Linked DNA regions of Homo sapiens: region 1 is linked to region 2. The links are chromatin loops, found by intact Hi-C in ENCODE. Cell type or tissue: Caco-2. All regions are shown on one strand. Links, peaks and the distances in the headings refer to the core of each region. The heading gives the core; the rest is flanking DNA. Region 1 overlaps LINC02093 (long intergenic non-protein coding RNA 2093). Region 2 has its middle 120 kb from the start of LINC02093.

Region 1 (5,388 bases), core at 126-5,125, 110 kb before region 2:
ATCAGTGCATGAACTTACAAAAATAGCCTAACATTTTTGGTATGTTTGATAGTCAAAATGAATATTTAAATAAAATACACTTTTGAACACAAAAAATTGTTTCATTGCTATCTAATAACAATTACCAAAAGTAAGAGAGTTCAGTGGATATTGGTAAAGGGGAAATGAAGAAGTTGCTATGTAATTATTGCAGTAAATGGGGACTTAGGTATTTTGGTTTAAAGAACTTCATGATTCCAAGTAGAGACCTAAGATGTATAACTAGGATAATGAATTGTATTACTCAATCTCAATGGAAAATTCTAGAGACTGCCATCCATTAACGGAAGTTGTTTTTTTTTTTTCCCCCAACACTGATGATCCAGAAAACAAGCTCATATTACCAAGTGTGAAATTACAGCAAGTCTTACAGGCTGGGAACTGGAAAAGAGCTTCCCCATCATGGTGGATTATACAACCAGTGGTGGAGAGTAACTCCAAAATATAGCATCTTTCTACTCATCTTACTAAAGCTCAAAGAAGGTGATCTACAAGGTACATGCAAAGGTAGATAGGCAGAATAATATTTTATGTTAATTTTAAACAAACAGGGTACTTCTTCAGTCTTCTCTGCAAATAGGACGTGTCAGCCAGTTTTCTAAGACATTGTAAATGGTCCCACTGAATTGCCTTAAATTTAAGCTTAGGCCCAAACTATGCTATAAACTGCTTGGTAGATACCATTCTGTATTTTATTGATTAATATTTCTTACAGGGGATGAGGTATGAAAATGAAGAGAAAGAGTAAACTTTCTTTACTCTTACTATAACCAATTGGCCTAATAATTAATGTCAATATCATTCCACAAACTTACAAAATAGCCCAACATTTTTGATAACCAAAATACATACTTAAATAAAATACACTTTTGAACACAAAAATTGTTTCATTGTTATCTAATAACAGTTATCCAAAGTAAGAGAGTTCAGATATTGGTAAAGGGAAAATGAAGAAGTTGCTATGCAATTATAGTAGTGAGAGGGGACTTAGGTATTTTGGTTACAGTATATGCTAAACACTGTACAAATATTATTTTGTTTCAGCCTAGCAACAACCATGTTATGTTTCTCTTTTATAGATAATGAAAACAAGGCTCAAAATAAAAACAAGAAATCTTTATGAAATTACACAAAGTGTATGTGTTTGAACTTGGATTTGCTTCCAACTCTGCTTGACTCTGAAAACCATGCCCTTTCCTCTACATGATATGTTCATATGCTCTACCCCACTTATGGGTGGAAACTCCTCCGTCAAGCTTATTTAATCAATGAATGAATGACTCTTCTAAAGGCAGATACCAGCAGGTTTGGTGGTAGAGCCAGTCCTGCAAATGTGCTCAATGTCTTAAGCCACCTGACAGCCAGACTCCATATGAAAAGATTTAACTTCTTATTAAAATACCTATAATAGTCCAGGTGCAGTGGCTCACACCTGTAATCCCAGCACTTCGGGAGGCTGAGGCGGGTGAATCACGAGGTCAGGAGTTCAAGACCAGCCTGGCCAAGATGGTGAAACCCCATCTCTACTAAAAATACAAAAATTAGCCGGGTGTGGTGGTGGGCACCTGTATTCCCAGCTACTCAGGAGGTTGAGGCAGAGAACTGCTTAAACCTGGGAGGCAGAGGTTGCAGTGAGCCGAGATTGCACCACTGCACTCCAGCCTGGGCCACAGAGCGAGACTCCATCTCAAAAACAACAACAACAACAGAAAAAAAGCCAAAACCAAAACCAAAAAAACCCTAAAATACATACTTCCATCTTCAACGCACGGCCCCCTTCCCCCTCCGGGCCATGAGGAGCCATTCGTTGCTTTGTTCTTCTGTACCTATCTGAATGATTTTTGACCCCTAAAGGTGTCTGGGTTGGTTTCATTCTTACTCCCTGAATCTCTGGAGAAAGTTCAAGTCGGTTTACTTTGGGCTGATTTAGGCCAGAGTTGGGCGCTGGCATGAGATGCACTTTGAGACAGAGACTCTTCTGCTTTAAACTTATTGAAGCCTTTGAGTGCCTGGCTGAGATGCTGAGTTCAGCTGAAGTGAATACTAGGGGGCAACAGACCTTTTCTTGCAGATGGAAACCAGTCATCCTCTAGACCCACTTTCAAGTTTCTGGCTGTCTGTCCCACCATCATCCTGTTAGTGTCCATAATGTTCACTATGATCTTTCTAGCTCCAGAAGCTCATGCAGAACACATTAGACCTAATCAAACAGGAAATCTGGGTTACTCCACACAGGAAACATAAATTTTAGGCTCTGAATCTAAAACAAACAAATGAAAAGACTAGATCAGAAAATCTCCCTTGCTTTTTTTTTTGCATCTGCCAAATAAACAGATTGTCATCAAAAGAGGCATCCCTTCATTTCCTACAAAGGACCAACAACGCAATATACATTGATTGATTGATTATTTCTCTTGCCAAGCAAATAATTCTGGGATGTAGAGGGGAAGAAATTGGAAAATGTAATTATCAATTACTGTGTGTTGCCATCAGAAGAGGAGGAAGTCTGCCCAGAAGACAGGCATGCACCATGGAAGGAGGAAGGCTTTTAAATGCTCTTAAGTTCCCCTCTTTCCTGCATTCAGAATTTGCTTGGGCTAAATGAACACAGATGACAATACAGAACCCATAGGGATATTTTTAAGTCCCTCAAACCTGGGGGATCTTTCACATCATCACCATTTTACTATTTCTGTATTGAATCATTCCATAAGGATCGTATGCACAGTCCTACTCTTTTTTGGGCTGCCCTGCGGCAAAGACAAAAGCTCTCTTGGGCCATGGAGACACTGCTGCCTTCTTCCTGTCTGCACTCTCCTGAAGTAATCAATGTTTATGGCTGCAGTTACAGTAAAAATAGCAAAAGTCAATATTTGTGCTCCGTATCTGTCAGATAATAAAGCTGGCTAAAGGCATGGCCATATGACATCTGCATGCAACACACAGGAGCTGGATCCACCCCCCCAACCCATCCTTCCAGACAGTTTGTCTAAAGATGGCGTCATATTTGTACAGCTGACATTCTCAAATCCCCCATGTGTGTCCTTAGGGAAGCTCAGAATTTTTGTTTGATTTTTGATCCTGTTGATTCTGGCTTTTAGACTGGAAAAATGTTTAAAAGAAAGAAAGAAAGAAAACATAAAAGTAAGAAAATGAAACAAGACAGAATAACCGCTCAGAAAATCTATCTAACAGTCTTAAGTTAAATAGAAAAGTTCTTCCCATCCCAGCCACCCACTTCAATCTAACTGAGGTCCCTAGTTAGTGATAACCTAGAACTGACTCTGTAAATTTTCAACTATTGCTGTTTACACCTTGCTTATATCCAAAAAGATAGTAAAAGACAAGAAAATGATAGAAAGATTATAATGAAAACCCCTAAAACCAGGTGGGAAATTTGAGTTCCTTTGAAGGGTTGGATTTTAGTTAAAGACCTAGGATTCAGCTTCAGCTCTGTGACCTTGGGCAAGTATTTCACTGTAAATAGGCCCCAGATTTTTCATCTATACAGTGGGAATATTAATCAAATCTAATATATAGCATTGTTGCAAAGATCAAATGAGATACTGTGGGAAAAGAATTTTGTGCAACATTTGGTAACAAATACCACTGATCGTTATCATCAAAGGAAAGAGATTTTTGAGTGAAGCAGCTTTACTTATTCAACTACTCAGCCTGGTTAAATGGCTAATTCAAATCTCTGAAAGAGGTAAATGCGTTAGCCGGGCATGGTGGTACCCGCCTGTAGTCCCAACTACTCAGGAGGCTGAGGCAGGAGGATCACTTGAGTCCAGGAGATCAAGGCTGCAGTGAGCCACTGGAATACAGTGATAGCACCACTGTTTTTCAGGTGGGGCAACAGAATAAAACCATGTCTCAATAAGAATTAAAAAAAAAATTTTTTTTAAGTGGAAATTTAAAACCCTAATTTTGAAACTCACTTTGATGTTCCATTTATTTAATATTATTATTAACCTTCCATAGCCGAATTCTTATGCATTTCCATCTTCTTCAATATTTCCAAGTTAGAATGATTGTCCTGGCCGGGCATGGTGGCTCACACCTATAATCCCAGCACTTTGGGAGGCCTAGGCAGGCGAATCACCTGAGGTCAGGAGCTCGAGACCAACCTGGCCAACATGGAGAAACCCTATCTCTACTAAAAATACAAAAAATTAGCTGGGCATTGTGGTGAGTTCCTGTAATCCCAGCTACTCAGGAGACTGAGGCAGGAGAATTGCTTGAGCCTGGGAGGCAGAGGTTGCAGTGAGCTGAGATGGTGCCACTGCACTCCAGCCTGGGCAACAGAAGGAGATTCCATCTAAAAAAAATCAAAACAAACAAAACAAAAAAACAGAATGATTGTCCTAGTCTGGGGACATAATTGTCATTTTCTTTTTCTCAAATTTGATCCCAAATTTCCAGTCAGGAACCCCACAGCATTTCACAGTCTCTTTGAGCAGTCCTTCCCATGTAACCTCATTTCCTTCTTCCTCTACTGCAATTGATTGCATTCAACAAACTAGTTTTTCCTCTAAAAGTGACACACTGTGTAGTAGGTAGAATGATTTTAGGTGGCATATGGATGAAATTCTGTAATTCTAAAAGTGATTTATTTTAACACATTTTAGAGAAAATATAATAGCAGACCAAATCCATGATTTCCCAGCTACTATTCTTAAGGTTGAGAATAAAGCCATAGAAAGCTAAGCATTACACCATTTAAAAATGATTAAATAGGCTGGGCGCGGTGGCTCACACCTGTAATCCTAGCACTTTGGGAGGCCGAGGCGGGCAGATCATAAGGTCAGGAGATCGAGACCATCCTGGCTAACACAGTGAAACCCCGTCTCTACTAAAAATACAAAAAATTAGCCAGGCGCGGTGGTGGGTGCCTGTAGTCCCAGTTACTTGGGAGGCTGAGGCAGGAGAATGACGTCAACCTGGGAGGCAGAGCTTGCAGTGAGCGGAGATCGCGCCACTGCACTCTAGCCTGGGTGACACAGCGAAACTCTGTCTCAAAAATAAAATAAAATAAAATAAAATATTAATAAGGTGTTACATACTTGCCCATATTTTCCAGTTTTTTACAGGTCAATGGGGTCACGTTACTGTAAGGCAGGAGCATTCTGGAGCTTGCGTGCAACTTTCCCATTGTCTCTGACCTTGCCATGTGACTGATGAGGCTGAATGTTCCATATGATGCCAGTATTAGATGGTGGAGCCAGCCTCCATCATTCTGGGTACCCGAATGATTGTGTAGAGCAAAACCCCCATCAACCCATGACAGATGTGTAATATGAATGAGAAATAACCTTTTGTTGTGTTAATTCACTGTTTTGGGATTGC
Region 2 (5,388 bases), core at 229-5,228:
CAGGCGCACGCCAACACACCCGGCTAATTTTTGTATTTTTAGTAGAGACGGGTTTTCACCATGTTGATCAGGCTGGTCTCGAACTCCTGACCTCATGATCCACCTGCCTCGGCCTCCCAAAGTGCTGGGATTACAGGCATGAGCCACCACACCTGGCCTAGACTGTTGTTATTTTTCTACAAGATTTTTACTCTTTCAAACAGCTCATTCCCTATGTTGTATTTTTATTATATATTGTTAGGCTCTAGCATGAGAGATATGAAAGATTTTTACTTTTTTAATAAGATTTAGCCTATTCCAGCACACAAGTAACTGTTTCATAAAAATCAAGAAAAACTGACCGTAAAACTGTGTTTAGCCTCTTTTTTTCATAATTTTTTTTTCTATGGATAACTAGGTTTTATTATTATTAATCTGATTTTTTAATTGGGCAATTTATACTTCCTAGGAAAGTGAACATTTCATCAACATTAAAATTTATTATCATAAAGTGTTATATTGTATTATTTGTGTAGTTTTAATACTTCTTGATATCTGATTTTATATCCCTTCTGCTTCTCAGATTGCCTATTTTTTCTAATTTTTTTATTAAGACTATTCCACCTTAACATTATATATTTTATTATCCCTTTCAAAGGACTAGCATTTGACTAATTTATCAATTTCACTTTTTTCTTTTCTGTTTTATTAATTGCTACTTTCATTTTATTATTCCCTGGCTTCTGCTTCCTCATTTAATTCAGTTCTTATGTTACCATTTTTCTAACAAAAAAGTACAATAGTAGTAATATTTGTAAATTTCTTAACGGGCTTTACTATTTTGCCTAAAAAATAATCTTCACCCCTGTTCCCGTCAGGCATCCCATTTGCCCCGGAAGTAATTAGGAATTGTTGCAAAAGGAATTCAGGTAAGAAGACTGAAACAATGAATGTTCAGCTTCTGGTATTTAAGAGTAGGATTTTGCAGCAAGACATACCTTTGTCTTGAAAAAAAGAGTCTCTAATTCCTCCTTCTCCTACGTAATTAGATTGAATGATACAGGCTTCAGGGGCTAAACTTTGAGTATTTAGTACGAGTGATCCTATCTTGCAGAAGAAAATGAAATACAGCTGAACCTTGAACAATACAGGTTAGCACTGCATAGGTCCACTTATATGTGAATTTTCTTTCTCCTCTGCCACTCCTGAGACAGCAAAACCAACCCCTCCTCTTTCTCCCCCTCCTCAGCCTACTCGACCTGAGGGCAAAGAAGATGAAGACCTTTGTGATGATCCACTTCCACTTAATGAATAGTAAATGTATGTTCTCTTCCTTACGATTTTCTTAAGAAAATTTGCCTTTCTCTAGCTTACTTTATTGTAGAGATACAGCATGTAATACATATAACACACAAAATATGTATTAATAGACTGTTTATATTATCAGTAAGGCTTTTTGTCAACAGGAAGCTATTAGTAGTTTGGAGAGTCCAAAGTTATGCCTGGATTTTTTACTGTACAGGGGATTGGCGCCCCACGCCCCCATGCTGTTCAAGAGTCAACTGCAGATTGTACCTTTCCAGCTACTGGAAGAGCTATAGAAGCAAGAAGGCAGGTGAATGTGTCACTCACTACCCTCCCCCAGGCTCTCATCCAGAGAAAGGGAGATGGATAGATAAATCATTATTTCATAAGTAGGCTATCATTGAAGTTCTCATTCTACAAGTTACTTCAGAAAGTATTTTAAAATCTCTTTGTATTTGATTTGGGTTTTTTTCCCATCTTATCCCTTTTTAGTTAATTTCTAATTTTATTGCAAAGTGATAAGAAATTATGGCTTATACTATTTTTCTTTGGACTTTTTTGAGAATTCCTTTGACGTTTAGAATGTGACAAGATATTTCCAAGTGCTATTTGCTGTTTATGACCTTCATCCAATGTTTATATACTTTATTGCATTTTTAAATTCACAATCACATTTTTTAGTAAAAAAAATTTGATCTCATATTAGTTCACTTTCCCTATTTTGTTCTATTTTTGTATTTTTGTTTTAATTTTTATAAGCTTATTATTAAAGTTATAAAGATAAATTAATGTCTTTGGTGTTTTTCTTTTCCATCAAAAGTCAAATAATGTATTCAAAATGAAAAATATTCTCATATATTTTTATCAAAATTGCTTCATTTGCTCCTCATCATGGTCTTATAAGCTAGATAGGGCAATTTACGTAAGTGATAACTTAGAAATACATTGAGCATCACAGCTTTGACACGAATTAGTAAGATAAAAACTTGGGAAAATGTAAAAGGAAGTAAATTTCTAGAGATGGAAAATTGAAAGTTTAAAAATTAAATTCATAAACCAAATACTGGACTAATTTGCAGTTCAATAAATGTTTATTAAATGAACAAACAAAATTTCCTTAGCTGCAAGTTGAGTTAACAGTGAGAGATAGTTAGGCAAATACATTCAGCAGCTACAATAGGAACTCTTATTTTGGATTAACATTCATGTCATGATCCTCTTGTGAATCGCAGAAATTTGAAAACCCAGATGGATGGACTCAGTAGAAAAAGTAATAATATTTCTTTAAGATTTTTGCAATTTTCTTCCTATTATTGGTCTTATTTCATATCTTACTTTTTCATTTGTCTTCTATCTCATTTCTATAATAAATCAAGTTCCATTTCTGAACAAATTGGACTTCACTGATGTCAATATTGTTTTTCCATCTTTTCATTAACAAGCTTGAAGGCAGCAACAAAAGCTAAGTAACCTTCACCTTTCGACCGAAAAAACTGGGTTGCAATAACCATTCAATTTCAGGTTCATCTTCTCCTGCTATTCAGCAGTCAACCTGGAGAGGTGATCATGGGTCTGCATTAGGGCAGCCCAGAGGGTGGTCCCCATAAGTGAGGTTGAGGTCATTGCAGGGGCAGGGTGAGAGGTCAGGCGTTTCCTGCTGCACCTGGAGGATATAAATGGGGATATTTTAGTCTCTAGCACAGGCCACTCCTTAGCCTGAGAGAGCACAAATATTTACAGAAGGAAAAATAAATAGGAGTGCTGCTGCATTGCCGGACAGTGCTGCTGAACTTAATGAAGGGTTTCTTTCCCCCTATGGATTTCAGAGCAGCCTGAACTAAGATATGCAAACAGCATATCTGAGATTTAATGGAAAGGAAAACATGCATGTAGCATAAAAGCCCCACTATTATTCCTTAGCACTTAATTGTAGGTGAAATGCATAGCAGTGGCTTTCTGATGTGCCACTCTGTCCCCCTGCCTGTGAAGCAGGTCAGCTCTTCAGGTAGTGACATGGTCAGATGGCACCTGTCAGGAGCATTAGCCTCCTGAGGACCAGGAAGCAGTGATGTGCAGCAACATTGGATGGATTTATGATGAGGTGACACCCAGCAGCAGTGCCAGGGACAAACCAGGTGACCCCTGGAAAGCTTTGTGTTCTAACAGGAAGGGAAAAGGGCTGAAGCCAAAGAGAACTCAGTATAAACCCAAGGTCTTGCAGGTGCTCTATAAGCTTGGGACATATACTTTATTCTTTTCTTTTCTCCTTTTGTCTTTTTTTAATTGACATAATTTATAAACAGTAAAATGCATATTATCATTGCACATTGCACACTGGATGTCACAAGATATAAAATACTTTATTTCTACAAAAAAATTCCTTGTGTCCTTTTACCACTCCTCTCCAAGAACAAGCCACTATTCTGATTCTGATTATCATGGATTAGTGGTGTCTCTTCTGATATCACACAGTACCCATGCCTTTGTGGCTGAGCTTTTCTCATTCTACCTAACGACTGAGATTCATTCATGTTGCATGTATCAGCAGTTCATTCTTTTTTACCAGTGAGCAGTATTTATTGCACGAATGCATCACAGTGTATCCATTCTCCTGTTGATATGGACATTTGAGTTCTTGATAGTTTGGGCCATTATAATTGTTAAATAAAATGTATGGGAGGCCATTGGTTTGGACTCAGCTCCTGCCCTAGGCTCCAACATACAAAACCAAAATTAAGTCACTTGTGCTAAAGTTCCATGTCATCAAATCAAAACTAAATTTATCTGACCTTCCAAGAAGTCAGGAGAGATGACAGCCAAATCCCTGAACAGTCCAGCATTTGTCAACACGATAAGGAAGTCTCCTCTGCTCTAACCCTTACAAGGAAAGTAACCTTAAGTAACCTGATATTAACAAATCCACTTTTTGTACTATGTTGTTTTCTTGCTCCTGTTCAAGCTACCTCATCAAAACTGGCTGTTCTGCCATGCACAGCAAAGCACCTCTCTATTTTTAGACGAGATGCTGCCCAACTCATAAATCACAAATAAATGCCAAATAGATCATTAAACTACATTTGCTGAAATTTTGTCTTTTGAAATAAAGCTGCTTTTAACATTTTTTTCTGCAAATGTTTTTTGAGACATATGCACTGATTTTTCTTGGGTACATAGCTAGAAGGAGATTTGATGGATCAGGTAGGGTAGGAATATGTTTAACTTTGAAAAAAATAAAAATAAGACAGCCAAACAGTTTTCTAAAGTGGCTGAACCACTTTACAGTGTCAATAGTCAAGTAGGAGAGTTTCAGTTAACCCACATTGTTGCTAACACTTAATATTGTTAGACTTTTTAATTTTAGCCATTCAGGTGGGGGTGTAGTGGTATCTCATTTGGGTTGTCATTTGCATTTCCTCAATGAATAATGATATTCAGCACCAACCCTTTATATGCTTATTGACAATTTGGATTACCTTCTTTTGGGTAGTACCTGATCAAGTCTTTTGCCCATTTTTACTTGGAAAATTTTGTTGTTGATTTGTAAAATTGAATCATATATTCTGGACATGAGTTCTTTGCTAAATATATGTACACTTTAATATTTCTTTTTTTTTTTTCTTTTTGAGATGGAGTCTTGCTCTGTCATCCAGGCTGGAGTGCAGTGGTGCGATCTCGGCTCACTACAACCTCTGCCTCCCAGGTTCAAGCCATTCTCCTGCCTCAGCCTCCCAAGTAGCTGGGATTACAGGCACCCACCACCATGCCCAGCTAATTTTTTGTATTTTTAGTTGAGACAGGGTTTCACTATGTCGGCCAGGCTGGTCTCAAACTCCTGACCTCGTGATCCGCCCATCTCGACCTCCCAAAGTGCTGGGATTACCGGCATGAGCCACCATGGCCGGCCCAAGACTCAGATTTTTTTAAATGGACATTGAGTCACTGCCTGTTACTTGCTGTACTTGGGTGGGAGTCTGGATAAGCCACAACCATAATAAGCTTTGTGTTGCCTTTTAAAGCTATACTAGGGGAGTGCTGGGCCTCCATCAGCAGCAAACTCAGGTGAAGTGGCACAGCAGAAAATGTATTTGGTGTTTCCTTTACCTT

What was found. Hi-C counts contacts between places; a loop is a spot of excess contacts. Peaks named below come from ENCODE experiments on the same cell type or tissue, not always from the same donor. Only the 100,000 strongest peaks of a DNase experiment are listed, where the experiment ranks them.
Region 1: a loop joins it to region 2, with 9 times the contacts of the local background. A loop is called at or near these places in 1 of 110 quality-filtered maps.

Annotation. Positions count from the first base shown.
Region 1 is chr17:13,294,965-13,300,352 of GRCh38, reverse strand. LINC02093 (long intergenic non-protein coding RNA 2093) reads left to right here. Exons shown (of 5, transcript NR_146885.1): 4 at 366-534; 5 at 1,119-1,172. Among named protein-coding and RNA genes, the nearest start is that of LINC02093, 9.1 kb to the left of the region's middle. In Caco-2, for the core only: no CTCF peak of the experiment used is centred there; a DNase peak (open chromatin) is centred at 2,992.
Region 2 is chr17:13,180,623-13,186,010 of GRCh38, reverse strand. No RefSeq gene overlaps it. Among named protein-coding and RNA genes, the nearest start is that of LINC02093, 120 kb to the left of the region's middle. In Caco-2, for the core only: no CTCF peak of the experiment used is centred there; a DNase peak (open chromatin) is centred at 2,910.